Regions from separate parts of the Homo sapiens genome. Here region 2 is linked to region 1. A link is a loop called in an ENCODE intact Hi-C map of the cell type or tissue named here. Cell type or tissue: ascending aorta. All regions are shown on one strand. Each heading gives the region's core, and the rest is flanking DNA. Links, peaks and the distances in the headings are about the cores only.

The links. Peaks named below come from ENCODE experiments on the same cell type or tissue, not always from the same donor. Only the 100,000 strongest peaks of a DNase experiment are listed, where the experiment ranks them.
Region 2: it touches region 1 in a loop (2.3-fold over the local background); 4 of 110 quality-filtered maps call a loop at or near these places.

The regions. Positions count from the first base shown.
Region 1 is chr22:48,740,633-48,755,797 of GRCh38, forward strand. It overlaps TAFA5 (TAFA chemokine like family member 5), which reads left to right. Exons shown (of 4, transcript NM_001082967.3): 4 at 9,207-11,300. The coding sequence ends at 9,215. Among named protein-coding and RNA genes, the nearest start is that of MIR4535, 32 kb to the right of the region's middle. In ascending aorta, for the core only: no CTCF peak of the experiment used is centred there; a DNase peak (open chromatin) is centred at 7,759.
Region 2 is chr22:48,787,886-48,803,050 of GRCh38, forward strand. No RefSeq gene overlaps it. Among named protein-coding and RNA genes, the nearest start is that of MIR4535, 15 kb to the left of the region's middle. RefSeq lists an enhancer at 8,178-9,099. In ascending aorta, for the core only: no CTCF peak of the experiment used is centred there; no DNase peak of the experiment used is centred there.

The DNA.
Region 1 (15,165 bases), core at 3,903-11,902:
CTCAGCCAGGGACAGATTCCAGAGAGAGCAGATGGGCTCAGCATGTCACGTGTCCACCCCTGATGGAGATTCACACACGAGAGCCCAGCCCTGGTGTTGGGGGCAGTTCACAGAGATGTGGTGGCTGCGATGTGGCCTCGCAGGGTCTGCAGGCACCGTGCTGAGGACATGCCCCCGGCAGGCCTCACAATTGCCCTGTTCTCAGGGGAGCTCAGTGACCCCCCGCCCTCACCCCTGAGAACCCTGGGACTGTGCCAGGTAAACAGCCTTAGAAATGGCAGCAGTGATGAGAACATGGCCGCAGGTCCCATCTGCCTCCTCGCAGGGCCCCGAGTCAGCGCTCAGGGAGGCTGCGTCATCCCTGTAGGAAGTGGAGACCCAACGTCCCCGAGGATGTAGGAAGTGGAGACCCAGCGTCCCCGAGGTGCGCTCACAGCGCTGTTGTGTTGGACTCTGGGTGTTCCCACCACCCTGGCTGTGGTCCTTATCCGCACAGATGGAGAAAATGAGGCTCTGGGAAGTGAGGAGTCCGTGATTCCACCCCAGCCCCTTGGTGAGCTGCCCAGCCCAGATCCTGCCCCCCGTTCCCACACTGCGAAGCCGGAGTCGTCCTCACCGCTGGGTCCCACCCTGCGAAGGTGGAGCCGTCCTCACCCCTGGGTCCCTCCCTGCAAAGCTGGAACCGTCCTCACCGCTGGGTCCCATCTGGGCACCTTGGGAGTCACCCGGCATGTTCCCCAGCACCTCCTGCGTCGGGCGTGGAGGGGAAGGTGGCGGGACTCTAGGCATTTTCTGCATGTGAACTTCAGAGAGAGTCCTCAAGTCCCTGAGTCCACAGGTCAGCCCCTCAGCAGCTCTTTTGGACTGAACGGCATCCCCCAAATCTATACATTTAAGCACTGACCCCCAGTCTGAATGTATTTGGAGATAGGGCCTTAAAGGAGAGAAGCTTAAGTGGGATCCTTGGGGTCCAGGGTCCTGATTCAAGAGAACCCTGTCTTTCTAAGAAGAGGAGGTGAGGACACAGACACACACAGGGCTGAGCCTGTGCAGACTCAGAGATGCCATCTGCACGCCGAGGAGAGGGGCCTCAGAAGCCAGCCTTGCCGCACCTGTGGATCCCAGACGTCCAGCCTCCTGGGCTGCAGACAGCGAATGTCCTTTGTTCAAGCCATCCAGTCTGGGGTACCTGGTTACAGCAGCTCCAGCAATAACACGGCAGCCTTCTGGATGAACGCTTGTAGAAGCTGATGAGGAAGGTCGCTGTGGCTTTTCTTCTTTATTCTGAGTTATACTCTGCAATAGAAAAAGTGCCCTGCATTCTCTCTTAGGCTGAACTCTTGAAATTAAACAGTTTTTTGTTAAGAACCCCATGGTTGGGGGTAAACACTGTTCCTATCCCGTGTTACAGACGGGGAAACTGGGGCTCCCAGAGGCTCCAGCTGGGAGGCTGTGGGAGGTCGGGGCACCTGCCAGGCTCTGGAGGGGTCTGGCTGCACCGGCTCCCCTGCCCAACCCCACAGGCCCCCTCATCCTTCACCAGGCACAGCCCTGCCCCACCCCACAGGCCCCTCATCCTTCACCAGGCACAGCCCTGCCCCACCCCACAGGCCCCTCATCCTTCACCAGGCACAGGTGCACGGGGCCCCTGCCAGGTTCGGGAAAAGAACTGACCCCCACGAGGATGGTCCTGGTGTTGAGAAACCTGCTTCACAGCGGAGGACACAGACAGCAGAGTCAAGCACAGTTTTAGTCAGAGCCCACATTAACACAGCAAGAGCCCAGCCAGAGCAGGTGGGGCAGGAGACGGGTGGAGCGGGTGGTGCTGTGTGGCGGAGCTGGCGGCGCAGTGGAGCGGGCGTTGTGGTGGACCCGGTGGCGTGGCAGACCAGGCGACGTGGTGGACCCGGCCGCATGGTGGACCAGGCAACGTGGTAGACTGGGCAGCGTGATGGACCAGGCGACATGGTGGACCGGGCCGCATGGTGGACCAGGCAACGTGGTAGACCGGGCCGCATGGTGGACCAGGCAACGTGGTAGACCGGGCAGTGTGATGGACCAGGCGACGTGGTGGGCCGGGTGGTGTGGTGAAGCCGGCAGCACAGTGGAGCAGGCATTATGGTGGACTGGGCAGCATGGTGTATTAGAAGAGGAGAGATGGCCTGGGGTGCTCAGCGGGGCTGAGTCCCCAGCTGGGAGCTCAGGTGCGATGAAGCCCAAGGGACTGACGGTGTGAGGAGGGCCCTCTGCTGCCTCCATGCAGCCCACACGCGGGGCCCCCACAGTGCGGACATGTTGGGGCAATGCTGCCTGGCCCCGCCCTCAGCCCAGCCCTGGGACGCAGGCTCAGCAGCCCCCGGATTCCAGTCAACATCCCCAGGACTCACTCGGGTCAGGCACAGTGTCCAAGCTGTGTGAGTCTCCGGGAGCCGCTGGAACAAAATGCCACACACCCGGTGGCTTCAAACCATGAAACCCGTTCTCACTGTTCTGGGTCCAGACGTCTGTGGTCACAGTGTCTGCTGGGCCGTGCTCCCGCAGGAGGCAGCAGCAGAGGGTCCTCCCTGCCTCCTCCTGCCATTCTTCCGGTTCGGGGGTCCAGACGTCTGTGGTCACGGTGTCTGCTGGGCCGTGCTCCCTTGGGAGGCTCCAGCAGAGGGTCCTCCCTGCCTCTTGCAGCCGCTGTGGCTGCGTGGCTCCCGCCTCTGTCTCTGTCTGCATGGGGCCTGCTGCTCTGTGTGTTTGCCCTGAGTCCAGATTTCCTTCTCCCTGTAAGGGAGTGGTATCCACCCTAATCTGATACGACCCCATTCTAACTCGATCACATCTGCTAGAACCTGCTGCCAAGTAAGACCCCATGCACAGGTATGGGGTCAGGATCTTCATGTCTGTTACTGTAGAACACAGTTCAGCCTCAACAGAGGACTAAGTCTAGTACAGCACAGTCTTCATTCCTGAGCTCATGGAGGAGGGGGAGGGCTGCCAGGTGCGTCCTCATTCCGGCGTACCACGGCCAGGAGCGGACTGTGGGGGAGCTGGGCCCCGCCGTGGGCAGCCGAGGCGCTGACGTCTCTGATGTCCAATCTGCCAGCCCAGCTGTGTTGGGGGAGCTCCTCTACCCTGAGGGAAAGAACCCTGCCTGCATTCGTCTTTGCCGCCCTCCTGAGTCAGGTGCCTTGTTTATGGCAGATGGATAAATGTTTGACAGATAAACAGATGATCCGTCCGCACATTCCTCAGCCGATGCCCCCACCTGCCCTACAGCAGCCGAGTGTTGCTTGGTGGCCTGGGGCACTGTGTCTGGCTTCAGTGATCACACCAGTCGTGATGAGTTTGGGGGATTTTACTTGTTAATTTTTCTGCGTAGTTTCAGTCCTAGGGCTGGGTTTGCCGTCGGGGAAGCTCCGAGTTGCGCCTGCCAAGGCTGTTCTGTCGAGATGGAGTCATCCCTGAACCCTGCACTTGTGCAGCCCCACGGCACGGGGGTGGCCTCGTTCCCAGAATGTGTGTCTTCGGCCGTGAGGAAGGGGCTGGCCCTAAGGACGATGCTGGCTCCATGATGGCCCTTAGTCCCTGACATTTCTTGGTGGGATCAAGGAGACCGAGGGGAGCTCTGGGCCCTGTGCGTTGAGCATCGCTCTGTAGAGGGTGGCTGACTCAGGCTCCAAGGTGGGGGCCACAGACTGTGGTTCTCTGGTGACCCCAGATGAGGGCCACCCTTGGGCAGCTTCACCTCCTGAAAAGGAGATGTTTTTGGAGTCTCGTGAGATGAAGGCTGGAGCGGTGTGGCGAGCAGGGAAGGCCTGGAGGCATCGATACCTGGTGGCCCTCCCCAGGCCATGACCCGTGTGGTTCGTGGGATTGGAGCCGGGTCCCAGTCAAGTTGTAGAGCCCCCACTGATTCCCTCAGCCCTGCAGCCTTGGGGAAATGGGCTTTGCAGGGCACTCGGCAAAGTCGCTCTGCAGACACAGCCTCCTCGTTAGAGAGCGGTGCTAAACCTGTGTGCTCTTCCGGCGACACGGTCCTAACTTGGGTGGTTTCTTACATTTCCAGAGCACCTTTACGAACATCTTTTTCTCTGTGCTTCCGCAGCCCTGGGAGGCAGGGGGCGGGTTCCTTTTTTTCTTTTCTTTATTTTTTTTGAGACAGAGTTTTCACTCTTGTTGCCCAGGCTGGAGTGCAGTGGCACGATCTCGGCTCACTGCAACCTCTGCCTACCAGGTTCAAGCGATTCTCCTGCCTCAGCCTCCCGAGTAGCTGAGATTACAGACATGCACCACCATGGCCTGCTTTTGTACTTTTAGTAGAGACGGGGTTTCACCGTGTTAGTCAGGATGGTCTCGAACTCCTGACCTCAGGTGATCCACCTGCCTTGGCCTCCCAAAGTGCTGGGATTACGGGCGTGAGCCACTGCGCCCGGCAGGAGTGGGTTCTGTCTCATCCCTGGGACCATTAGCCTGTGAGGGTGTCTCAGCAGCCCTGAGCCCTGAACCCGAGTCTGCTACCCAGTCCTGGCTCTTTGGTGGAGCAGGCTCATTGCACAGGGCACAGCTTTGTCATCGGCAGCTGGCCTGTCCAGGGTTCACCCTGAGCATTGGCACACACGGCTTTGTCGGCGGCGGCTGGCCTGTCCGGGGTTCACCCTGAGCATTGGCACACAACAGCTTTGTCGTCGGCGGCTGGCCTGTCCAGGGTTCACCCTGAGCATGGGCACACAACGGCTTTGTCGTCGGCGGCTGGCCTGCCCGGGGTTCACCCTGAGCATGGGCACACACGGCTTTGTCGTCGGCGGCTGGCCTGCCCGGGGTTCACCCTGAGCATGGGCACACACGGCTTTGTCGTTGGCGGCTGGCCTGTCCGGGGTTCACCCTGAGCATGGGCACACACGGCTTTGTCGTCGGCAGCTGGCCTGTCCGGGGTTCACCCTGAGCACACACATGACATAGTGTTCAATGGCTCAGCCCTGTATTTTGGCGTTACAGGAGTTACCTGAGGTCCTAGAATTCACTCCGTCTTCAGTCTCAGCTGATGACTGTTCATCTGGGGCAGCAGCGGTGCCTCCTGTCAGATGCCTCTTCTGTCCACTGTGGTCCACGTGGGTACTTGGAGGGGGCCCGGGAGGTGTCAGCACCGGCCCAAAGATTTCATATAAACCGTGGCTCTTCTGCCCCTGGTCCCACAGGCTGGAGCTTGGTGTCAGGCACCTCTCCTGGCAGCACCACGGGAAGGAAGGTCCTGAGAGGCCTCGCTTCACCACACACGCGTCAGAGGAGGGCGGGCCGGTGAGCTGAGCTCCTGCGTGAGAGCGGGAGCTGCCACCTGTGAGACCCGCAGGGGCACACTGTCCCGGGGAGAGAGGTGTGTGAGCTGCACACACAGGATGCAGCCTCCAGGAGACAGCGATGGGCTGGGGTCCTTGTGTCCCTCACTGGGGCACATTCAGCGTCCATTCAAGGAAAGGGCGTGTGTCCCCAGGATCCGCCTGGGCTGAGTAGCTTGGTCGCCTCCGGCCCCTGTCCTTGTGGTTTCTGGCTGGCACTGGGCCTGGCCCTTCTCGGTGTTGTCTTTCTGCTCTCAGTGAAGTCGTCCAGGGCATTCTGGGCTTTCAGGCTGGCCTCCACCCCGTGCCGTTCAGGAAGCACCCCACTCGTCAGGCAGGCAGACACCCCAGTCACCCGTCACTCTCATTTTCAACATAAGAGACATTGACATCAGCTGGACATGGTGGCACGTGCCTGTGGTCCCAGTTGCTCAGGAGGCTGAGGTGGGAGGATGGCTTGAGCCCAGGAGTTCAAGGCTGCAGTGAGCTGCAATCGCACCACTGCACTCCAGCCTGGGTGACAAGGCCAGACCCCGTCTTGTTAAAGAAAAAAAAGAGAGATGCTCACGTGGTGCTGGCTCTATTAGATCTCTTCAAGCCATAGCACTAACTCAGGAAGTGGGTGTGTGTTTACACATGGAGAAACTGAGGCACAGGGGGACGCTCAGAGAGTAAGTGGATGTTCAGATAGTAATTGCTGCTGCAGCATTCGGACCCGGGAGGTGTGCCCCGCCCTGGGAAGAGGGGTTCTAGCTTGGCCTCCTACCAGGTGGCAGCCTAGTCCAGCCTTGTTACAGGACAGAAGCCGGAGGGGCCTCGTCACCTGTCATCAGGGTGGATTGGGATGGCAGCCTGCTTCCTCAGCAGAGGGTCAGCCTGCTCCGCACCCCTGGGGCCTGGTGCCTGCTGAGCTCCCCGTCCCACCCCGGCAGCCATCCTCAGGCAGCTCACCAGCCTGATGGGTACCGGACCCCCATGTCCTCAGGAGGCTGGTGGCCAGCACCTCCCTTCCAGTAGGACCCTCGCCCATACCCTACAGAGTGGGCTCAACGCCCTGGAGCCCAGGAAGGAGTGGTTCACAGGCTAGGAGGGCGGAGGGCAGGGGAGTGGACACCATGAGCCAACAGGACTGGAGGCCACCATGGTGTCACCATTCCCGCCCGGCCCTGCCCTGCCCTAATGCACTTTGCTGCTCAGCCTAAGAACTAAGGGGCCCTGGGACTGGAGAAGGTTCCCTGTGAAGATGACCTGCTGCAGCTCAGGACGCCTGCTGGGATTGCTAGAATGAATGCCCTGTAGCCTGAGTCCCTGATGTTCTGCATGGTGATTTGAACAGCAGCAACCAACCACAGCCGCTCCAGCCCTTCTCGTGGACCTGGCCTTGGGGTGCAGGAAGCGTTGGGGCCTTGGTTGTGACCTGGCTCTGCACCTTCAGGGAGCAGCCCCAGGAAAGAAGCCAAAGGCTTCCTGAACATGGCTGGGATTCGGTATGTATTTCCAGAGTGGCCTCCCTGATTCCACTTGGGTTTTTCCCAAGATACAGTGTCCCTCGTCCCAGGGGTCCGTGGAGGTGGCACCATGGTCTTCACGCTGTCTTGCTGCTTTCTTCTTACTGTTTACTGGAACCTTTAGTATGGGCTCCATTCAGGACAGCGTGTTCTGGCCAGGCACAGTGGCTCATGCCTGTAATCCCAGCACTTTGAGAGGCCAAGGTGAGCGGATCACCTGAGGTCAGGAGTTTGAGACCAGCCCAGCCAACATGGTGAAAGTCCATCTCTACTAAAAATATAAAAATTAGCCCGGCATGGAGGCGCATGCCTGTAGTCCCAGCTTCTCAGGAGGCTGAGGCAGGAGGATCACTTGAACGGGGGAGGCAGAGGTTGCGGTGAGCCGAGATCGCACCACTGTACTTCAGCCTGGGTAGCAGAGCAAGACTCTGTCTAAAAAAAAAAAAAAAAAAAAAGAATAGCGTGTTCCTTCATACAGCAGGCTCCTCCTGACCTTAACGTCAGATGGAAACTTCTAGTGAGGAAGAGAAAGTATCATTTACCTGGATGAATGGAGCTGGGAGGTTTGGTTCTGTTGTTTGTGTCTGAGCACAGGGTAAACCTCTTATGTAAGCTGAACACGCGCTCCACAGGCTCAGGACCACGCCCTCCGGTCACTCCTGATGGAAAGGCTTGTGTGGGCCAAGCATCAGGTGCCCGCAGGTGAAGCAGGCAGCTAGGGACCACACCGTTCATGCCAGCTTGTTGGGCATCCACAGCCCGGTGTGATGGCAAGCTCACTCTGGGGCCAATTCTGAGCCCTCTGGGGACTGGGTTCTGGAACAACGGCTGCAGACTGCAGGACACAGGCCTTGGCCTTGGACTGTGGATGACCGAGCGCCCGTGGACCCAGCAGAGGGGAGCTCAGAGCCAGCTTCCTTTCCAGGCCCCAGGGGTGCAGTGAGGAGACACACCAGCTGTGACCCAGGCCACAAGTGTCCACAGGCAGAGAGGGCTGGCTGGGCCACAGGCAGAACGGCCGTGGTGGCAGCTCCAGGAAGCCAGGTTGGGAAGGCGTCTGAGGCTCCCTGTCTCAAAGGTGTGCCATGGGGCTGTTCTGTCCCCGGGGCAGGTCCCCTCACCCCTGAGCCTCAGGTCCTGTTGAGTGTGGGTTCTAATCCCACAGCCCCGTTGGGTAGACGAGGCTATGACAAGGTGACGGCAAGGTCGTTCCCAGAGCAGTGACTGGCGCCCAGGAGCTCAGGAACCGCAGCTGGCCAGGGTGCTGGAGATGACCCCTGGCCCTGACGGAACCTGGGATTTGGGGAGGCCCTGCAGTTGCGAGACCCTCATCATCACCGCCCCTGGCTGAGTAAGGAATTTAACACAAGGCAGATGAGGCCTAACCCAGGTGGGCAGGTGCCTGGAGGTGCCCGCCCAGGAGACAGCATCAGGGTGGGCTCAGAACTTTCAGCAGGGCCAGGGTCCCATGATGAGTTTCCTGGCCAAGGTCGGTTCAAGGGCAGATTCTCAGGGCTGCCTGGGGCCCAGGGAAAGGGTGAGTGTCAGGGGGAAGCTGAGCCCCAGGGCCTCTGCCTCCTGTTGAAGAGAATACTCCCGGGGCCAGATGGGACAGGGTCTGTGTCGACATGGGGACCGTGTGAGGATGGAGGCAGAGATCAGGACGATGCGTCTCCCGGGCAAGGAGCACTGAGGATTGCTTGGAGCACCAGAAACCCCTAGGGGGCCTGGAGTGGACCCTCCCTCAGATCCTCCAGCAGGAACAGGCCCTGTCCACACCTTGAGTCTGGGCAAGAAGAACTAACTGCTCTTTCAGATCCCCATCCCCCAGTATGTGGTCATTTGATTGGGCAGCCACGGGAATGGCACACAGACCTGTAGAGGCCCGGCGTGGATGGCCAGGGGAGGGTGGCTCCGTGGTGGGGGTGCGGCCAGGTCCCCCAGCCTGCAGCGACCATTCTGGGTGAGCTCTGCAGTCTGTGGCCTCAGAGGCCCAGGAAGCTGGGAGGGGTTTGAATTGGATACAGGGAATAGGGAGCCACAGATGGTTCTTGAGCTGTGGAGTGGCAAAGTGATATGGCTGCATAGAGGAAGGAAGCCGGCAAGTGGGGTGGGAAGGCCTCTGGCCGAGGCTGACAGCCCCTCCAGGTCGTGCACAGAGGGCGCCCCACTCTCCCGAGACACAAGGAAGGGTGGGGATTTGGGGGCACTGTCTGGTGGCCTGGATGTCCCTCACAGCACTGAGGATGAGCTCTTCGTTTCAGGCCCTCCAGGAGGCCGGCTGGCAGGAGCCGGGGAGGGAAGAGGAGCCTGTGTTCCCTGTGGCCCTGGGCAGCGTCTGCAGGAGGCTCACCCTCTCTCTCTCTTTGCTCCTCAGGTCTCCTGACAAACACAGCCCCTGAGGGGCCCCGGGAGTGGCCTTGGCTCCCTGGAGAGCCCACGTCTCAGCCACAGTTCTCCACTCGCCTCGGACTTCACCCGTTCTCTGCCGCCCGCCCACTCCGTTTCCCTGTGGTCCGTGAAGGACGGCCTCAGGCCTTGGCATCCTGAGCTTCGGTCTGTCCAGCCGACCCGAGGAGGCCGGACTCAGACACATAGGCGGGGGGCGGCACCTGGCATCAGCAATACGCAGTCTGTGGGAGCCCGGCCGCGCCCAGCCCCCGCCGACCGTGGCGTTGGCCCTGCTGTCCTCAGAGGAGGAGGAGGAGGAGGCAGCTCCGGCAGCCACAGAAGGCTGCAGCCCAGCCCGCCTGAGACACGACGCCTGCCCCAGGGGACTGTCAGGCACAGAAGCGGCCTCCTCCCGTGCCCCAGACTGTCCGAATTGCTTTTATTTTCTTATACTTTCAGTATACTCCATAGACCAAAGAGCAAAATCTATCTGAACCTGGACGCACCCTCACTGTCAGGGTCCCTGGGGTCGCTTGTGCGGGCGGGAGGGCAATGGTGGCAGAGACATGCTGGTGGCCCCGGCGGAGCGGAGAGGGCGGCCGTGGTGGAGGCCTCCACCCCAGGAGCACCCCGCGCACCCTCGGAGGACGGGCTTCGGCTGCGCGGAGGCCGTGGCACACCTGCGGGAGGCAGCGACGGCCCCCACGCAGACGCCGGGAACGCAGGCCGCTTTATTCCTCTGTACTTAGATCAACTTGACCGTACTAAAATCCCTTTCTGTTTTAACCAGTTAAACATGCCTCTTCTACAGCTCCATTTTTGATAGTTGGATAATCCAGTATCTGCCAAGAGCATGTTGGGTCTCCCGTGACTGCTGCCTCATCGATACCCCATTTAGCTCCAGAAAGCAAAGAAAACTCGAGTAACACTTGTTTGAAAGAGATCATTAAATGTATTTTGCAAAGCCTAAAGTTATATATTTAACAGTTTTTATATGTTGTATATTTGTAGAAAATCCTATTTAACAATTAACGTGGCAGTCCCGGCCGTCCTGAGAGTCGGGCCGAGCCCCGTGTGTTTCTGAAGACTCTGGGGGTGGGACACGGCGGGGAGGTGGTGCCCCGCGGACCCCGGGGTGCCAGGCACGGAAGGCGGGACTCTGGGAGAAGCGTGCGGAGGACCGTGGCGTCGGCGTCCCGGATGTGTCGGTCGTGCCCGGGGAGGCCGGGTTCCCCTCGCTGCGGGCCAGGCTTGGCTCCTGATTCCCTCTCTGGTCCCTGTATTGGTCAACACTTGAGCGTACAATATCTTGAACATGCTTCTTCCAATGGGTTTTGTTTCCCATTTCCTGCCCCTTTCGCCACTCACGGACCTTGAGGCCAGTTGACGGCCCTTCTCCCCACGCCTGTGTCCCCGCGTTCTGAGAAGTCCTCTGTCTTCGTGTCACTAGGTCCAGAAAGTCGCGCCGGGCAGAGGCGCAGGCGGGGCCGGCAGGGCCGAGGAATAAGCGACAATTCTGGTTTTTCTCCCCTGGCCGTCGTTCGCCAGCCTCCTTCATTTTCCTGAGTTCCCGCTGAAGTATATACTACCTATGAGTCCAATTAACATGAGTATTATGCTAGTTCTATCCTACTAAAAAAAACGTAAAAAAATAACTATATAGAAGCTGTTCCAGCAACCATAGACTGAAGATACGAAAGAAAATCCATTTATTTAAGACCTGTTCCGGTATCCATGAGGACATAATTTACCTTTCAGTCACCACAAATTTATAGGCATTTGTATCCTGGACTAAAAGAAGGGGCTGAGGTTGGGTTTGTCATCACAGAGGGGGTGGGCCTGGAAAGGGTCCTTCCCAAGCTGCCCCGGCTCCGGCGGCCCGGGCCGGCAGCCTCTGCCAGCCAGCGTCCTCACGGCCTCCCCCTCGCCTGTTTCTTTTGAAAGCAAGTGTAGACACCTTCGAGGGCAGAGATCGGGAGATTTAAGATGTTACAGCATATTTTTTTTTCTTGTTTTACAGTATTCAATTTTGTGTTGATTCAGCTAAATTATGAAAAATAAAGAAAAACTCCTTTGATAAGCATGGCTTTTGTTCCCTGGGCGTGGTGTCCTGGGAGAGGGGCTGTGGCTGGTGAGGCTGGTGGGGATGACAGGTTGGGGCCAGCACAGGGACCCCCAGGGTCAGAGCAGACAGTGCCTGCAGCCCTCACGGCATAGCCGGTGCCGCCTGTGAGCCCCTGGGTTCTTCTGCACCCACAAGGATGGCCTCTGAAGCCCAGCCCCAGACGAGTGGGCAGTGCCTGGCTGCAGCCCTCTGGGGGGCTGTCATCCCTGCCTGAATATCGCTGCCCCACACAGACACTGCGCCCTGAGTCCCTCCACGGATCTGACGTGCGGCCGCCTGAGTGTGGCAGGCATCGGCTCTCCTTCATTCCTCCCCTGGCCGGTGGGGAAGCCCAGGCTGTCAGTAGGGAGGCTGGCCCCAGGTTCTCGTGAGCTGGCCCCACACAGGTGCCATACACAGAGCTCCCCAAGGAGGCCCAGGTCTGAAGCACCCCCTTTGCAGAGACATCCACTTAGAGCAGGTTGGAGCCCAGAGCCTCCTTGCTGCCCACACCTGAGGCCACCTGGGTGGGACCACCAGGTACCCCCCAGCTGCTCTTCCATAGGGCATCTCGGACTGGGCAGCTGGGCTGGGGGGCTGCGCCACGGGCTGCCTGGCCGTCTGTGCTTCCTTCCAAGGAGACGTCACTGGTCTTTGGAGCCATCAAGGTGGACAGACAAGGCCTCAGCTTTTCCCATAAGGGGCTGGGTTTCTCCTGGGAGGGAGGGCAGGAGGCGGAGCTACAGTGGCTGCAGGAGCACCTGGGCTGGCCTCTTCCCCATCGGGTGCCCTGGTGCCTGGGCTGGAGGGTCCTCCGTTCCCTCCCACAGAGGAGAGGCACGGCATGAAGTATGTATTCTGTGGCTTTGTGGTCAGCACAGTGAGACAGGATGGGGCAGCCTGGCCAGGAGAGGGGCCTCCAGCCCGTTCCTGTATCACAGTGAGAGCTGGGAGGAGAGGCGTCAGTGTGCTGGGAGGAAAGCAGCCCCCACCATTGATACCTGAGGAGCAGCCCCATACCCAGAGGCTGAGCAGAAGGGCCTGAACCCTGGCCTGTCCTCCTGCTATGAGCCCCATGCGGGCTCCTGGGGGTGTTCCTCCCAGGAAGCTCCCTGCTGCCTGGGTCAGGAGGCACCGGGAACCTCAGCGCTGGCTGCCCAAGCTCCCTCTGCTCCCCATGCACTGAGGGAAGGAGGTCGCTGCCTCGCCTAACTCAGGCTGCTGGGAGCAGTACCTGCCCCGTCCAAGGAGAGAACCGGTTCCGTCCCCAAGGTGAAGGGTCCGGGGAGAGCCCTTTGCAGGTGTGGATGTCCACAGATGGGCCCCATCCATTAGTGTTCTAGGGGTGGTCACAGCCTCCTGTGCGCCTGAGAGCCGCCTTCCCAGGGCCCTGGGCCAGCTGAGCCACCAGTGGAGTCTGCAAATGAGACACTCAGAGATAGTCCTCAGCCTCCCAGGACCCTCTGCCCAGGGCCCCCACTGGCCACCCTGTGCAGCCCCAGCAGGACAACAAGAGCAGGCAGAGGCCACACCCCAAGGGCACGACCTTGGTTAGGGGCAGTCCTGGCCACTGCTACCTAAGGGGCAGGGCCAAGTGTCTCCATCCTCTCTGTCCCAGGCAGTAGAGCAGTGTCACGAAGGCCTGGCTGGAAGCCACACTGCGCGGCGTTCCACACAACGGCCTGAGGCCGGCCATGCTTCCTCTCCGAGCCTCAGTTTCCCCATTGATAGAATAAAGAGAACCTCGCCAAGCTCACGAGGAGTCAGGAGGTGGAGGGTGACCAGCACTCGAGGCAAAGGTGCTCGTGGTCCTGATCGAAGCCTTGCACTTCCTTCCCAGGCCCCGTGTCACCCTTGAGGGGTGACCCTGGGCACTGGTGCTCGCCCGCCACTCCCACATCATGGAACCTGTCCCAGCTCCCCGTTCAGTGCTGGCCTTCAGAGATGCTGTCTGGGCCAAGCTCTGTCTCTCCCTCTTAGTGAGGTCTGTGACCTGGGACACATCGCTTCTCTGAGCCTCAGCTGCTAGATCACAAAGTGGAGACCCCGCAAGCCTCTGCCCTCCTGAGGCCCTGGGGCCAGGGTAGGCACCTCCTATGTGGGTCTTCCTTCTGCCGTCCCTGTCTCAGCCGTGAGGTGCCCCTCCAGACTGGCCAGTTCAGACTGTGGATGGGATCCACTTCCCAGGGGCATGGATCCACATGGGGGCACGTGTGGGTAAGAACAGGGCAGGAGGCAGTGGGCTGGCATGGGTAGGGATGACCCAGCAGCAGCAGGGAGCAGGCCGAAGGGCCCTGTCGGAGAGCGAGTGTGTGCGTGTGAATGTGTGTGTGCCTGTGGTGTGTTTGTGTGGTTTATGTGCATGTGCAGTGTGTGTGCATATGGGTGTGTATGTGTGTACACATGTGTGCATGTGTGTACACGTGTGTGCATGTACGGATGTGTGTGCACGTGTGTGCATGTGTGTACACGTGTGTGCATGTGCGGATGTGCATATGTGTGTGCACGTGTGTGCATATGTGTGTGCATGTGTGTGCGCACGTGTGTGTGTGCGCGCATCTGTGTGCTTATTTTCACCAGCACCCTCATGTACTGAGCACTTTCTGAGTCAAGGGTCCAGGGAGGAACCCTGAAGGATTCCTGAGTTTAAGGAGCCCTCAGGAATGGGGAGTGGTCCCCAAGGTCAAGGAACCCCCAAGGTCAAGCAGCCCTCAAGGTCATGCCCAGAGCGCCTGTCGGAAGGCAGCTGAGGCAGGCTGTCCTGGGACCGTTGGAGCCCACCCAGTGTCCCCAGGTCCTGCACTGCCCCTGTCCCCCCTTGGGTTCTGCACTGCCCGTGTTCCCCCCGCCCGGGTCCTGCACTGCCCACATCCCCCCTCAGGTCCTCCTTCACTTCCTGAGGTCCCCCCCAGGGTCCTGTACTGCCCATGTCCCCACCCCAGGGTCCTGCACTGCCCGCATCCCCACTCAGGTCCTCCTTCTCTGCCCGAGGTCCCCCCAGGGTCCTTCACTGCCCGAGGTCCCCCCAGGGTCCCACACTGCCCATGTTCCCCACCCCAGGGTCCTGCATTGCCTGCGTCCTCCCCTGCCTAGTGTTTTAGATGCCACAGTGACCCGTGGCCTTGGCATCCAGGGCATGACCACTCTGCTGTTCTGGTCCTGAGCTGAAGTCAGCTTGAGATGTCAGTGCCCCCACAGAATGTAAGGAAACAAAATCCCAGAGACCCTGGCACACCTCTCAGCAGGCGGAAGTGGGGCCTCTGTTCTTGCTCCCGGGCAGGGAAACACTAGGCAGAAACTGGGCAGAGGCCTCCAGCAGCCCCCAGCCCCAGCCTAGACTCTCCCCTGGGAGCCTGAAAGAGGCCCATGGGCCACTGCCCTGCTGCCTTAGAGGGCCCAGGCGAGCCTGTCCCAGGAGAAGCCACACTGGGCTGGAGGAGGGTCCAGGGGAGGTGTCCCATGTGTGAGTCTTGCCGGGATGAGGAATGGGGCTGGGTGGGCACCAGGCTGATCAGGGGGAGCCAGGATTTCAGGGCAGCAGGGACAGCAAGGACAGCAGCCTTCCCTGCACCCTGGGTGCCAGCGCCCTCATTTGAGCATCTGTCCCAGCCGCTGTTTCCACCAGCATCTGTCCCAACCGCCCAGGGCTGCCTCCCTGTCCCCCCGCTCCTGGGAGGCTGCGTGCCCCGTGGAGATGGGGGACAGGGATGTGGGAGCGTGGCCAGGCCTGGCACCTCCTGCACAGCCTGGGTCTGGCCCACTGCAGATGCTGCCTGCATTGGTGGCCTCTCCGGGTTATCAGTGAGCTCTGGGCAAGGTGGGCACTCCGAGCCCTGGGCCT
Region 2 (15,165 bases), core at 3,356-11,355, 47 kb after region 1:
ACATATATAATATATACACACATATATATTATATATACACACATATTTTATATATACACACATACACACATATATACACACATATATACACACATATATAATATATACACACATATATACACACATATAATATATAGACACACACACATATATACACATAGAGATTATATATACACACATATATACACACACATATATATATTATATATACACATATATACATATATATACACATATATATTATATATACATATATTATATATACACATATATATTATATATACATATATTATATATACACATATATTATATATACATATATATACACATATACACATATTTTATATAACACATATATAATATATACACACATATATATACACACATATTTTATATATACACACATATTTATATATACACACATACACACATATATAATATATACACACATATTATATATACACACATATAATATATAGACACACATATATAGACACACACACATATATTTTATATATATACACACACAGACACATAAAATAGAATACTATTAAGCCTTAAAAGAGAAGTGTTCTGTATTTTGTGACAACATGGATTGATCTGGAAGACATTAGGCTAAATGAAAAAAGCCAGGCACAGAAGGACAAATACCACATTTTCTCACTTATTTTTTATTTTTTTATTTTTTTGAGGCAGAGTCTCGCTCTGTCACCCAGGCTGGAGTGCAGTGGTGCAATCTCAGCTCACTGCAAGCTCCGCCTCCTGGGTTCACGCCATTCTTCTGCCTCAGCCTCCCAAGTAGCTGGGACTACAGGTGTCCGCCACCACGCCTGGCTAATTTTTTGTATTTTTAGTAGAGATGGGGTTTCACCACGTTAGCCAGGATGGTCTTGATCTCCTGTCCTTGTGATCTGTCCACCTTGGCCTCCCAAAGTGCTGTGATTACAGGCGTGAGCCACCACTCCCAGCCACATTTTCTCACTTATAAGTGGAATCTAAAACAATCCATTCCACTTAAAAGTGGAATCAAAAAGTGGCCTTTATAGGCCACTTTACAAAATAAAATAGGCAATAATCACATACGTATTTTTGCAAGCATAAACACTCAGTAAACTAAGGACAGACACATGGCCATAACAGTTATAAGAAGATGAGCTGGCCGGGTATGGTGGCTCATGCCTGTCATTCCAGCACTTTGGGAGGCCGAGGAGGGTGGATCACAAAGTCAGGAGTTCAAGACCAGCTTGGCCAACATGGCAAAACCTGTCTCTACTAAAAATACAAAAAAATTAGCCGGGCGTGGTGGCGGGTGCCTGTAGTCCCAACTACTCGGGAGGCTGAGGCAGGACAATGGTGTGAACCCAGGAAGTGGAGCTTGCAGTGAGCCAAGATTGCACCACTGCACTCCAGCCTGGGAGACAGAGCAAGACTCCCCTTCAAAAATAAAGAAAGAAAAGATGAGCTGTGTCTGTGATGGAAACAGGACAGGTGGCTCACACCTGCCATCCAGCCACTCGGGAAGCTGAGGCAGGAGGATCCATTGAGCTAGGATCACGCCACTGCACTCCAGCCTGAGTGACAGAGTGAAACCTCATCTTTAAAAAAAAGGAAAGAAAAGAAACTGGTGGAAAAGGGAAATGTATAAACACATACCACAATGGCTGGTAATTGTTAGCACCCAGCTCACTAACTGCAGTCATCTGAGATACTGCAAGGAACAACCTAAGTATTTTGAGAAGTTCTGTCAAAAACCGTGACGGGTCACCATGATGGTGACCAAAGAGCCGAGATCCCAAGAAATTTCATTTTTCATACATGCGGATGTACAAAAAAGACATCTCTCCATTTACTGAGGAAGTTTCAAAGTTTGTACGTACGTGGGCAATACTTATAGAAAATGTCAATATTATGATAATGTGCTTTTGTAGAGTCAAATTTGCAAAAAAAAAAAAGGCATAAAATAATTAGAACTGTAAAGTCTCAGCACAATTTACACCTCCAGTATTGGAAATGATGCGGAAATGATAAAATTCATAGCACAGGAAATTGTAAGAAAAAAAATCTGACCACTTAAAATAGTAAAAACAAACTAAATAAGTTAAAATAAAACTAAAAACAAAATTTGACGTATGAAACGTATATTACAGGGATGGATTACAGGCAATTGCACGAAGGTGTCCATAAGAGCTGGCCCTTGTTCACGACCATTAACTATATTTTGGAGTCTTGCATGATAAATGAAAAGCTGCTTTTTTTCCCTCTCAGGATATGACTCTCTCTGCCAAGAAAGTTCACATTCTTTTTTTTTTTTTTATTCTGAGACAGAGTCTCATTCTGTCCACCAGGTTGGAATGCAGTGACTTGATCTTGGCTCACTGCAACCTCCACCTCTCGGGTTCAAGCGATTCTTCTCCTGACTCAGCCTCCCGAGTAGCTGGGATTACAGGCGCCACCACCACACCTGACTAATTTTTGTATTTTTAGTAGAGACGGGGTTTCACCATGTTTGGCCAGGCTGGTCTTGAACTCCTGAGCTCAAGCGATCCACCCGCCTCGGCCTCCCACAGTGTTGAGATCACAGGCATGAGCCACTGTGCCCGGCCTACGTTAATTTTCTATATGGTATTGCTGCTCCTCTTTTGAAATTGTTCTGTGACCTGATAAACAGTGACTTGAGTGTTCCCTATTAAATTTTCCCAACTTTCGTTTAGAGATTTTGATCTTTTGGGATTTCAACATTCAAGATTATGGAGTTTGGGATTGCATCTTTTGGGAATTATGATCCAAACCTGTTATAACAAATGCACAGTGTCATATGCTCCCCCATGACAGCATCATGCAGAATAGTTTCACTGCCCTAAGAGTCCTTGCTGTTTCATTGTCCAGCCCTCCTCCCTCCCCTTCCAATCTCTGGTGACCGCTGGTCTTTTTACTATCTCTATAGTTTTGCCTTTTCTCACATGCTTGAAAATATTGTTATCACAGAGTGTGAGTAGCCATTTTTGGACTGACTTTTTTCACATGAAAAATATGCACTCAAGGTGCAAGCATTGGTGATTCCTTCCTCTCTCTGCATGGCTTGGTAGCTCATCTCTGTCACTAATTATGTTCCGTTGTGTGAAAGGACCGTCATTTGTTTATCTAGTTACCTTTTGAATGACATTTTGGTTGCTTTCAGTTTTTGGAGATTATGGATAAAATGGCTATAAATATTTGCATGTAGGTTTTTGTGTAGACATAAGTATTCAAATCAGTTGGATAAATATGTGGGAGTGTGATTGGTGGATCATATGGTGAGACTATATTTAACTTCCCAAGAAACTGTCAAGCTCTCTTCCTGAATGGCTGTGCCATTTTGCTAGTGCTCCAGCAATGGACCAGAGGTCGCCTGGCTCTGCCTTCTTGCCTGCATTGGGTGTTGTCAGGGTTTCAGCTGTGAACCATTCTAATAGGTGTGCAGTGGGATCACATTACTGTTTAAATTGGCAATATCTTAATGACCACTGATCCTGAGGATTCCTTTGTGTGCTTATTTGCCCTCTGTATATATTCTTCCGTGAGGCATGTCTTCAGTTCTTTGGCCCACTTTTTAACTGGGTTGTTCCCTTATTGTTGAATTTCAAGAATTCTTTGTATATTTTGGTACAAGCTCTTTACCAGAGATGTGTTTTGCAAATGTTTCCTCCCAGCGTGCAGCTTGTCTTCAGCATCCTCCCAGCATCGTTCACAGAGCAGAGGTTTCATCTGAATAAAGTCTAAGGCTTTTTTGCCTTCAAGGTCTGTGTTTTCAGTGTCATATCTAAAAACTCATCACCAAGCACAAAGCCATCTTGATTTCCTCCTGTTTCTTTCTAGAAGCTTTGCGATGTTTTTCATTTTACCTGCAGGTTAGATTTTTGAGAGGTATCGTAAACAAGAGGTGGACCGTGTGGAGAGTGGAGTGAGGTAGGTTTGAGGAGCTTTTGGGGCCTCTGATTATTTTGTGTGAAAATATTTAACCCAAGAATAACGCAGTCAATGGAATGACCCATTCCTAGGCCTTGATAATAGGTCCTGGCCGGATGAATTTCTGGGAGGAAACACACCCATGTAACGGCTGAATGGGAGTGACCATTTCCAGCCCCCAATGGCTCGTCTTCCTCCTTCCCAGATGGCACCTCCCATGTAGGTCAGCAGTGTCCTGATCTCGAACGCCTAGTTTAGTTCTGCCTCCTCCTAAATGTTGTTTACGTGCAATTATAAAGCAGCTTCTCTTTCATGTCTGTCTCCTGCTCAACGCTATGTGAAGTTCATCTGTGTGTGTAAGGAACAGCTCTAATCGTGTTCCTTACAAGGTAACATTTCATGGCATACTGAAGTTTTCATTCATTCTGTTGAGATTGTGTTGAAATCAGTGCTGCTATGCATGATCCTGGATGAATTCTTTGTTTGTTTGTTTGTTTGTTTGTTTGTTTGTTTGTTTTGAGACGAAGTCTCGTTCTGTCGCCCAGGCTGGAGTGCAGTGGCGCAATCTCAGCTCACTGCAAGCTCCGCCTCCTGGGTTCACGCCATTCTCCTGCCTCAGCCTCCTGAGTAGCTGGGACTACAGGCATCCGCCACCTCGCCTGGCTAATTTTTTGTATTTTTAGTAGAAATGGGGTTTCACCGTGTTAGCCAGGATGGTCTCGATCTCCTGACCTCATGATCCGCCCACCTTGGCCTCCCAAAGTGCTGGGATTACAGGCGTGATGGATGAATTCTTTTGTCATCACTTCATGCATTTCTTTTGCATCTGTTTCTAGGAGTTCGATTGCCGGGCTGCGTGCTCTGCACAAAGCTTTGGTGGACAGGACGTTTCCTAGGGCTGCAGTAATGAATCACCCGACGGATTAAAACAACAGAAATCGATTCTCTCTGTTTTGGAAGGCAGATGTCCTGAATCAAGTTGTCAGCAGGGCCAAGCACCCTCTGAAGCCTCCAGGGTGGGAACACTCCTTGCCTCTTCCAACTTCTCGCGGCCCCCAGCATTCCTTGGCTGGTGGGAGCATCGCTTCGCCTCTGCCTCTGGTCATCTCCCCTCTATGTGTTCTGTGTCTTTACACAGTGCCTTCCATGTGTGTCTGCATCTGTGTCTCCCAGTGTCCCCTCCCAATCTTAAAATGCTGCTGTCGTACTCGCTTTGAGCCTGCAGTGATCCTGTACACACCCAGTGCCCGTGTAAATAGAATCATTTAACATTTTCATTATTTCTCATTTTTTTGCTGGTAGGTAGTAATAGAATTATTCACATTGAACATAGATTTACTTAATAGTTCCTCTAGTTTATCTACAGATTCTTTTTCATATTCCACATATATAATAATGTTTATAGTGAAAAAATAAAATGTTACTTATCCTTTCTAATCGCATATGTAAAATACACATTTATACTCACACACAGGGGGTACAGCTGCCCTGGCTGGGGAGCTCCAGGGCAACATTGAACAGAATGCAGAGAGGGGGTGTCCTTGTCTCTTTGAAGATACATATTGATGTATTTCTCTTCAAATTTATTGTCTTTCCTCTAGTTTTTTATTTGTCCATTCTGATTTTTTTTCTTTTTTTCCCATTTTTGGCTTCTTTTTGATTAATTAATAATTGTATTTCCTATTTCTCTCCTATCAGTCTCAATTTTACATCTTTAAGTATTCTTTTAGTTACCCCAGAGATTAAAAATTACCTTTGCTACATTTCGTGTCTACATTTATTTCTTTTACCATTTCCAAGTTAGTGCAAGGATTTTAAAACACTTCTTCGATATTTACTCTCTTCCTTCACCCTTTCTGATAGTCTTGTTAAATTTACCAAAAATTTAACCCAGCTACACATTATTACTATTATTTTGAAAAAAAATGACGTTTATTTAGATAGACTCATATATTCTCACTTCCCTGTGCAGTGTTCCTCCCATATCACCGTGCGTCTAGCAATACCTGGATGGCTTCTTACAGGATGCCTCTGCTTGCAGTGAATCCATCTTCTCAGTTTTTATCAAAAATTTTTTTTCGCTTTTATTACAGATATTTTACTATGGAGTTCCAAGTTGGCAATTTTCTCTCAGCATTCTAAAGACACCGTTCTACTGTCTTCCATCTTTTTATCGTTTTTTGTTTCCTTTTAAAGTAAGCTGTGTTTCCCTGTTGATTCCTTATAGTGTGTGTGCGTGTGTGTGCGCGTGTGCGTGCGTGTGTGTCCGTGTGCGTGTGTGCGTGGGCGTGAGTGTGCGCGTGTATGTGCGTGTGTGCGCGTGTGTCCTTGTGTGCGTGTGCGCGTGCGTGGGTGCGTGCCTGCGTGTGCGCGTGCGTGTGCGTGTGTGCGTGTGCGTGCGTGTGTGTGCGTGCATGTCTGGGCGTGTATGTGCGTGTGTGCGTGTGTGTGTGCGTGCGTGTGCGTGTGCGCATGCACTTTTTACATTTCTAGCTGCTCTTAGAATTTTTTGCTTTGTCTTCTCAGTCCTTGGGGGAGCTTTTCACATTTGCTTTGCTTGGAATCTGCAGACATGTTTGAATCTATAACTTGATTCCAAAGTTTCCACACTTCTAAAAAAATGAACTGGCCTTTCTTTTTTTCCAAGACTGCTTCTGTGCCCGTTATTCTCTGCCCTTGTATGGGTGCAATTACACATTCACCGTCACCCCACGTATCTCCCCCATTCTTTCCTGCCTTTCTATCCTTTTACCTGCCGTGTGTTCATCTAGACAGGCTCTACTGCCTTCTCTCCCATTTCAATGTTCTCTCTTCTGCTCTACGTCATCTGCTGCTAAGCCCATAGAGTGAATATTTAATTTTAATTATTTCACTTTAAAATTTTGCAGTTTCCGTTTGACAATTTTGGTTCATTTCCAGTTCTCTCAGAAAGTTTTCATTTTTCAGCTATTTTCTGGTCTGTATTATTAGTAGTTATTTTAACTAAGATATTGAAAGACTCCAAACTCTGAATCACTCCTAAGTCAGTTTTTGTTTTGCTCGTAGTTTCTGCTCATTTGGTCCTGTCTCCGAGAATGCCTGGTAATTATTTTATTGACAGTTGAACATGTTGCATGAGAGACTTCAGAGGCTTCCTTGAGGACCCTCTTCCTGGGAAAGGATGGAATCCACGCCCACCCAGCACGGGAGTCAGATAGGAGCAGATACCTTGGAGGCAACTGCAGGACTGACCCATTTCTTCCCTATGCCCAGTCTTGGGGCTCAGCCTCACCAGAGCTCTGCTAGCGGCCTGGTTTGTTTGCGGGGGCCCCCCTCTGTAAGGTGCAGGAACTCTAGTCTTCTTTTCCTTAGCCTTGCAGGGCAGCTGACACCGCCACTCAACTTTCCAGCCTCCTTCACTGTTGACTCCGTTTGCTTTCTTAGCCTTGAATCCAGGTGCATCTAAGTTCGAGATCAGGACCCTTGAGGGGATGCTGTGTGTGGAATGCCAGGCCTACTTCCTCCAGTTCTTACTTCGCTGGGATTTTTATTTTATTTATGTTTATTTATTTTCAACTTTTATTTTAGATTCAGGGGCTACATGTGCAGGTTTATTATCTGGGTATACTGTGTGATGCTGAGGTTAGGGATGAATGATCCTGTCACACACTTACTGAGCACAGTATGCAACAGTTCGCTTTTCAACCCCTGCCCCTTCCTCCTTCTACCAAAAAGCAACATGCATCTGCATGAACACTGCAGCAGTATTCCTGGCATTTTTAAAACCCCAACCCTGGCATCCTGAGAGCCCTGAGTTCCAACTTTCTCGTCCCAGCCCAGGGAGACTCTGGCAAGGCCTTGGGCTGCACTCTCTCATCTTCCTGCCCTTGTGGGTGGGACAGAAGCTGCCCCAAGGAGAAAAAGCAGTGGCCAGTGTCGGGGAGGGGCTGCCTCCCAAGCTGTGCCCATTTCTGGGAAGGTTCTGGATTGGCTCTGGGGAGGTTCTGGGCAGGCTCTTAACTTCTCAGATCCTGGCTGCCTGGGCTGCTCTCTGATGTCTTCAAGCTGTGTTTTGTTTTTTTTTCTTTTTGAAATTTCATCAAGCTATCACAGTTGTTCTTGGCAGGACGGTGAGTCTGACATAAGCTGCCTCAACATAGACAGATGTGTGAGCTCAGGTTTCTGAATTGTGTGTCTCTTGTTCATGGTATCCCCAGCTCCTAGAACAGTGCCTGCAAATAGCAGGAACTCTGCAAATATTTCTTTAGGAACGGGTCTGTGGGTGGATGAATTTGAGGCCATGATACCACGACCAGGCCAGGAGTTGAAACGCCGAACACAGGAGGCCTGCTTTGTGAGCAGAAGCTGATTTTTTTTCCTCCCACCTGTGGGATGTGAGCGACCATGACACAACAGGTGGAGACGCCAAGCAAGTAATTAAAAACTTTTCTCAGGAGCTCGGGAGAGAGCTCTGAGCTGTCCTTAGTTGAGTGGGGGTTGGAAAAGCCTATGCCAGAAATATGCCACATCCCCCTAATTGCGTGGAATCCAGAGCCCCTCCGTCCCGGTGCACCTGGACAATGGAGTGTGAACGTCCATCTGCCTTCTCTTCATGCCTGGAGAGGGCCATGCCAGAGACACAGGGTGGGTGTTGCGTGGGAGTGACTCAAGCTGATTCATCCTGCTGGGGAGGGAGCTGGAGTGGAGCCTCCCATGAGATCTGGACCCTGAAACTAAGGCCATGTGAATTCACTCACTGCAATGAGGGCTGTGAGCAGGGCTATTGCCTTGTTCATTTGTTGCAAAGACTCCCCCAGAAACTTACTCTCATGGAAACATACTTGGATAGAGAAATGCATTCCTCAGAATGATGCAACCGCACCTGAGAACAAAGCCTCAACAGGGGACAAGCCTGCGGCAGACAGGGTGAAGCTCTCCCATTCCACGGGGGCCTTCTCGTTTCTTGGTTGTTACTGTCAGGAACCACCTGGGTCTCTGAATGGTGCCTCCCAGCCCAGCGGCCTCAGAATCACCTGGGCTCTTACAAATAAATACAAACACCTGGTCTGCATTCCAGGCGCAGGGGATCAGGGCCTTGGAGTTGGAGCAGGGACGGGAGTGGACTGAGCGTCTATGGGATGAGAGCTTTGGAGGAGACAGGGGTGCTCAGGTCAATCGGCTGATGGAGTTTGCATGCCTTGGGAATTGCACGTTACATCAAGGTATCTTATTTATTTTATCTATTTTTATTATCTATTTTATTTATTTACCTGTTTATTTTAATGGTTGCTCCCTCCCTCCCTTCCTTGGAGTCTCACTCTGTCACCCAGGCTAGAGTGCAGTGGCACGATCTCGGCTGACAGCAAACTCCTCCTCCCAGGTTCAAGCGATTCTCCTGCTTCAGCCTCCCGAGTAGCTGGGACTACAGGCGCATGCCACCACGCCCGGCTAATTTTTGTATTTTTAGTAGAGACTGGGTTGTGCCATGTTGGCCATGCTGGTCTTGAACTCCTGACCTCAGGTGATCCATCCATCTCGGCCTCCCAAAGTGCTGGGATTACAGGCATGAGCCACTGCACCTGGCCTAATGGTTGCTCTTTCTTTCATGTTGGCCCCAGTTCCCGAGCCCTGGCACTGAGGGGCTGCTGGCTCTAGGACACTCTTAACAGTGAGCCAAGAGGAGCACAGCTGCCTGGCAGGCACGGGCGGTTGTGTGTTCCGGACTCACCTGCATGGTGTGCTGAGGCCTTGCAGTAGGAGTTCAGAGAGCTTCATAGGGAGCAGATGCTTTACACTTCCAGTGGGTTGGTTCCTTCAAGGACGGCACTCTCACACAGCCATGTGCTCCTCCCAGGATGAGACACACTTGGGCACTTCTCTGTTATCTGGAGAAAAGTTTGGTCCAGCAGTGTCTATAAAAAAATACCACAGGCTGGACAGTTTCAACAACAGGAATTGATTACCTCATAGTTCCAGGTTCTGAGATCGAGGTGTTGGCAGGGCGGGGTCCTCCTGCAGCGGTGAGGGGACATCTGTGCCAGGCCTCTCTCCAGCTTCTGGGGTTTGCTGGTGATCTCTGAGGCCCCTTGCCTGTAGAAGCATCACCCCCATCTCTGTCTCCATCTTCACGCGGCCTTTCCCGTATGGGTACATCTGTATGTGCTCAAATGTCCCCTTTGTGTGAGGACACCACTCACATTGAATTAGCGCCACCCTCCTCTGGGATCTTAACCAGTTACATCTGCAAGTACTCTACTTCCGAATAAAGACCACATTCTTACCTCATAGGTGCTTTTTCACATTTGTTCTGCTTGGAATCTGCAGAGACTCTTGAATCTATAACTTGATTCCAAAGTTTCCACACTTCCAGAACAATTAATTGGCCTTTATTTTTGTTCCAGTGTTGCTTCTGTGTCACTGTGGTGGTTCCGAATGTGGCCCCTGTTCTGAGGTTCTAGGGGCTAGGAGTTTCATGTGATTTTTGGGAGGGGACGTAACTCAACCCACCAATTTGGAATCAGAGTGAGACCCCAGCAGGAGTTACCTAGTCCCAGCAGGCATGAGAGGGACGCTCTGCTTCTGTGGGGCCCCGGGGCTGAAGGGGAGGCCCCAAAGCCAGCGCGCCCCAGAGCTGCCTAACGTTGGGGTTCATCCCATGAGGAGCGGGTCTGATGCCCCGGGAGCTGCCTAACGTTGGGGTTCATCCCATGAGGGGCAGGTCTGACGTCATGCAAGGGAGGACCATGTATTCTCCAAGGAGGGCCTCAATAAGGCAACGGTGCACCCCCGTCCAAGGGTCAAGGCCTTCCCCTCTTGGACACCAGACCCCAGGAAGTCAGCCTGTAGGACGATCGTGGATCTTAAAGGGAGGGAGGGAGCTCTCCCTGAAGGAGCTTCGGGGCCAGGATGCAGGCCTCGGGGGCCAGGGACCCTGTGTGGGGCTGCATCCCGAGGGGGCAGGTCCATGAGTGGGACGTGGAGTTGGAGACAGAGCTTGTCCACATGGAGGCACAAGTCCATGTGCAGGGTTGACGGGGGTCAGGACTCCTGGAAACAGGGCTGATGTGGCCAGAATGAACCTGGGACCCCATGCTCAGCTGTTTCTCCTGCTACTCCGCGTAATTTCATGCCCGGTGACTTTGTCTCTTGGCTGCACTCCCGTCTCTGTGGGGCAGCTCCTCCGTGGAGCATCTGTGTTTGTCAAATGTCACAGGCGCTGATCGCTGGGGTCAGGGAGGTGACAGTGCAACAGGCTTGGCTGCCAGTGTGAGAACCGACCTAGAGGTGCCTGGGCATGGATCACAGGCCGGCGTTGAAAGCAGCGCTGTGATTGGTCCCCATGATGGTGCCCACAAGACACCTGTGTTGTGATTTGTTGAGGGAGATTGGGCGGCACAGTCTGTGCTCTGTGCCATTATCAGGGTTGATAGCCCTGGTACCTGCAATCCCACCCATGCTGTTGGAGACCGACGTTGTTTAACAAAACCGTGCAGTAGGAACTGTGTGCACATCCTAAGTGGATGACCATGAGTCACCACCGTTCCTCTCATGCGTAGAATACACGGGTCCGGGGCCCCAGGCGTGGCTAGGATTCCCACTTGTGATCCTGCTCAGTGGTCTGCTTGGGTGATTTTGCTTTCTGTTCCCACAAATACATGCTTGGCAGGTTGGAGGTCCTGTTTCTAAGAATAAACAGTTCCGCACATATCCCAATCGACTTTCACCCGTGTCTTTAGGCGCCCTGCTCCCAGGGCCCAGCAGGCAAGGATAAGAGTTTGGCTCATGGCAGGGGTGGCTGACCCTGCTCCTGGAGGAGGTGGGTGCTGGAGACCCTGGCCTCCGGGAAGAACAGGCTGGGCGCGGTCTTAGCCTCTCCGGGCTGCTATAACAAGATAACACAAACTGGGGGCTTGTAAACAACAGAAAGTTGCTTCTGGAAGTTCTGCAGGCTGGGAAGTTCAGGTCAAGGTGCTGGCCAGGGCTCATTCCTCAGAGACGGTGCCGCCTCCCTGTGTCCTCATATGTTAGGGGGGACTGCAGCTCTCTGGGGTCTCATGTGTTAGGGCACTAATCTCTTGGCCTCATCACCTCTCAAAGGCCCCATCTCCAAATACCATCCTACTGGGGATTAGGTGACAAGGGAAGAGTTTTGAGGGGTCACAAACATTCCATTTGTAGCAGGGTCCCAGGTCACCCACCCGAGTCTGTCTGACTCCTTCCTCCCTTCCAGTTTTGATGCCACATGGGGAGCTGCCCCAGACCCGTCAATTGCAACAGGAGACCCTGAGAAGCCCTGTGGGTGGAGGGTGCACGCCCAGGGACTCCCGTGGGGAGGGAGACCCTTCTTTCCTGCAGCAGCCGGGAGCGGCGGTGGTGACGGCTCCCAGCCGAGCTGCTCTTTGGGAATTGCCCTCCTGGGAAGAGATGGTTGCCACATCCAGGGGTGTGCCCTCTCCCAGGGCAGCCCACGCATCCAGTGGCTGGTTGATCTGGGTAACGGCCATACCTTCGTGCCTCAGGGTGGGCCAGCTCTGCCGGGGATGCAGTTCCAGCACTCCCTGTGGGACTCACAGCTTCCCTGGCTCCTGAATCACAGCTGAGTGCCCCCCTCAGCCCAGGCCTCCCTCCTGTGCTTCCCCACAGGCAAGACCCCAAAGGCAAGCCCCACAAACTCCTCGAATGCAAATCTGTCTCCTGGGGAACCCACCTGAGGCAGGCAGGCTCAGGACGCTCCTGGTGTCTGGTGCTGAGCAACGGGGTGTTCCCATCTCCCCTGCACCTTCACTTTGCAGACCCCTCAGAGTTCCAACCCAGGTGGAGCGAGGTGAGCCGTGTGGCCACGGCACCTGCCTAGAACTGGCATGACAGAGATGCCTCATGGTGGTCAGTGCCAGCAGACACAGGTGGCTGGAGGACGGCGTCTTGGCTGAACAGGGAGGGTGGGGTGCCCAGCCTCAGAAGGGTGAGAGGAGCCCCTCTGGCAGAGAACCCCTGAGCCCAGGCATGGAGGTGAAGGAGGCTCCACGTGGCACTGGCCCCACTCAGGGGAGTGGGCTGGGGCCGTCCCATCCTAGCGCCCATTTTGAGGAGGGTCTCAGTTGGGGCTGAGGGTTCCAGACCAGGACATGCAAATAGAGCAAGAAGCAAAGGAAGCGGGAACAGTGCAGGGAAGGAGCGGGGAGGGTGGTGTGGGTCTGGGTGTCCTTCAGCCGGGTCATGGGATGGAGCCGGAACGTCCCTCCACAGCAGAGTTGGGCCAGGGACTGAGGAGGGGGCCAGGACCTGAGGCACAGTCTCCTGGAGCAGTGGACCCTGACACGCATGTGCATGCCTCATATCATCCCCACCACACACATGCATACAAGCCCATGTGCACACACATATGCACACACACACACAGTTATGTAACCCCATGTGACACCACATGCCCCAACTCCACACCCACACTCATACACACCACACTTCCACACATCACACAGACACACATACATACACACATGCACACAGGCACACAGGCATGTAGCCCCATGCGACACCACAGCCCCCAACTCCACGCCCATATCACCAACACATATACATACCACGCTTCCACATATCACACTTGAAAGCCACAGACACACACACATACATACATGCACACATGCACATAATGCATGTAGCTCCACGTGACACCATACCCCCAACTCTACCCCATGTCACAAACACACATACACACCACGCTTCCACACATCACATAAACCACACAGACACACATGTATACACACAGGCACACACGCACGTAGCCCCACGCTACACCCTACCCCTGTGAAAGGAAAATACATCTTGGGCCCCCCCAAATCACTAAGCTAAAGGGAAAAGTCAAGCTGAGAACTGCTCAGGGCAAAGCTGCCTCCCATTCTATGTAAAGTCACCGCCTGCTCCTATCTGATTGCTTCCTTTGGAGAGGCTCACCAGAAACTCAAAATAATGCAACCGATTGTCTCTCACTTACCTGTGGCCTAGGACCCCCTCCCTGCTTCCAGTTGTCCCGCCTTCACCTCGAGTTGTCCCACCTTTCCAGGCTGAACCAATGTTCATCTTGCATATGGTGATTGATGGCTCATATCTCCCTAAAATGCATAAAACCAAACTGTGCTCTGAGCACCCTGGGCACCAGGACCTCCTGAGTCTGTGTCGAGGGTATGCGTCCTCAACCTTGGCAAAATAAACTTTCTACATTAACTGAGACCTGTCTTAGATTTTCAGGGTTCATACTCCCCAACTCTAACCCTGCATTACACACACACACAGAGACACACACAACACAATTCCACATGTCGCACTCACAAACCACACAGACAGACCGGCATACATCACACATACCAAGCACACACCACACAAAAACCACAAACCAGTCATCACACATCACTCACCACACACCACTCCACATACAACTTGTCACACCCCACACACCCCACACAGTCACCACACATACCACACTACACACACACACACACACACACACACAAACCCTATAATGGTTCATGCTGAAGCAGAGGCCTCCCCCAGAGCACAGAACTGGGCTCACCCCTCCATGTCAGGCCCCACTGCGGAAAGCTGTGGCAGTGTGGAGAGGGGCCCATCTCTAGGGTGGACACCTGGGCTTGCGGCCTTGGCCATCACTGGGCTGCTCTGGGCCTTGGTTTACTCTCTGGTTGAAGGATGGCACTAGGGGATTTGGGGTTTCATCAGCAGAGCCCTTGATTGTCCCTCCCTCCCCCATCGGGCAGTCACTGCGTGCTCCCTCTGTGCCCACACGCGTCACGTTTCGAGGCAGCCTCCATAATCACGATGATTACCTGAGCTCCTCTCATTCTCACCGCAGCCGGCCTTGCAGGGGAGGAGGATGGAGGAGCCCAGTGATGGGTCTGCCTGACTTGCTCGTCTGTGGCTGCCCCACCCCGTCCCATGCCAGAGCCTGGACTCAGGTCTGCCTGACTTGCCCACGGCAGCCATGCCACCCTGCCCCACGCCGGGACCCTCTGTGGGGCTTCAGGACTGCAGGTGCCTGTGGGAGAGCGAGGCTGCAGGCTCCCGACGGCCACTCGAGCTCAGCGGTCATGGTCCCCTCATGCTCTGCTCCTAGACGGGGTCTCTGTTCTCCTGGCTGGAGACAGGAAGCTGGTGCTGAGTGCCACTGCCTGGGGAGACGCCCTCCCTCCCTGAGCCTGCAGTCACCCCCTCAGCTCACTGGCCTTCATC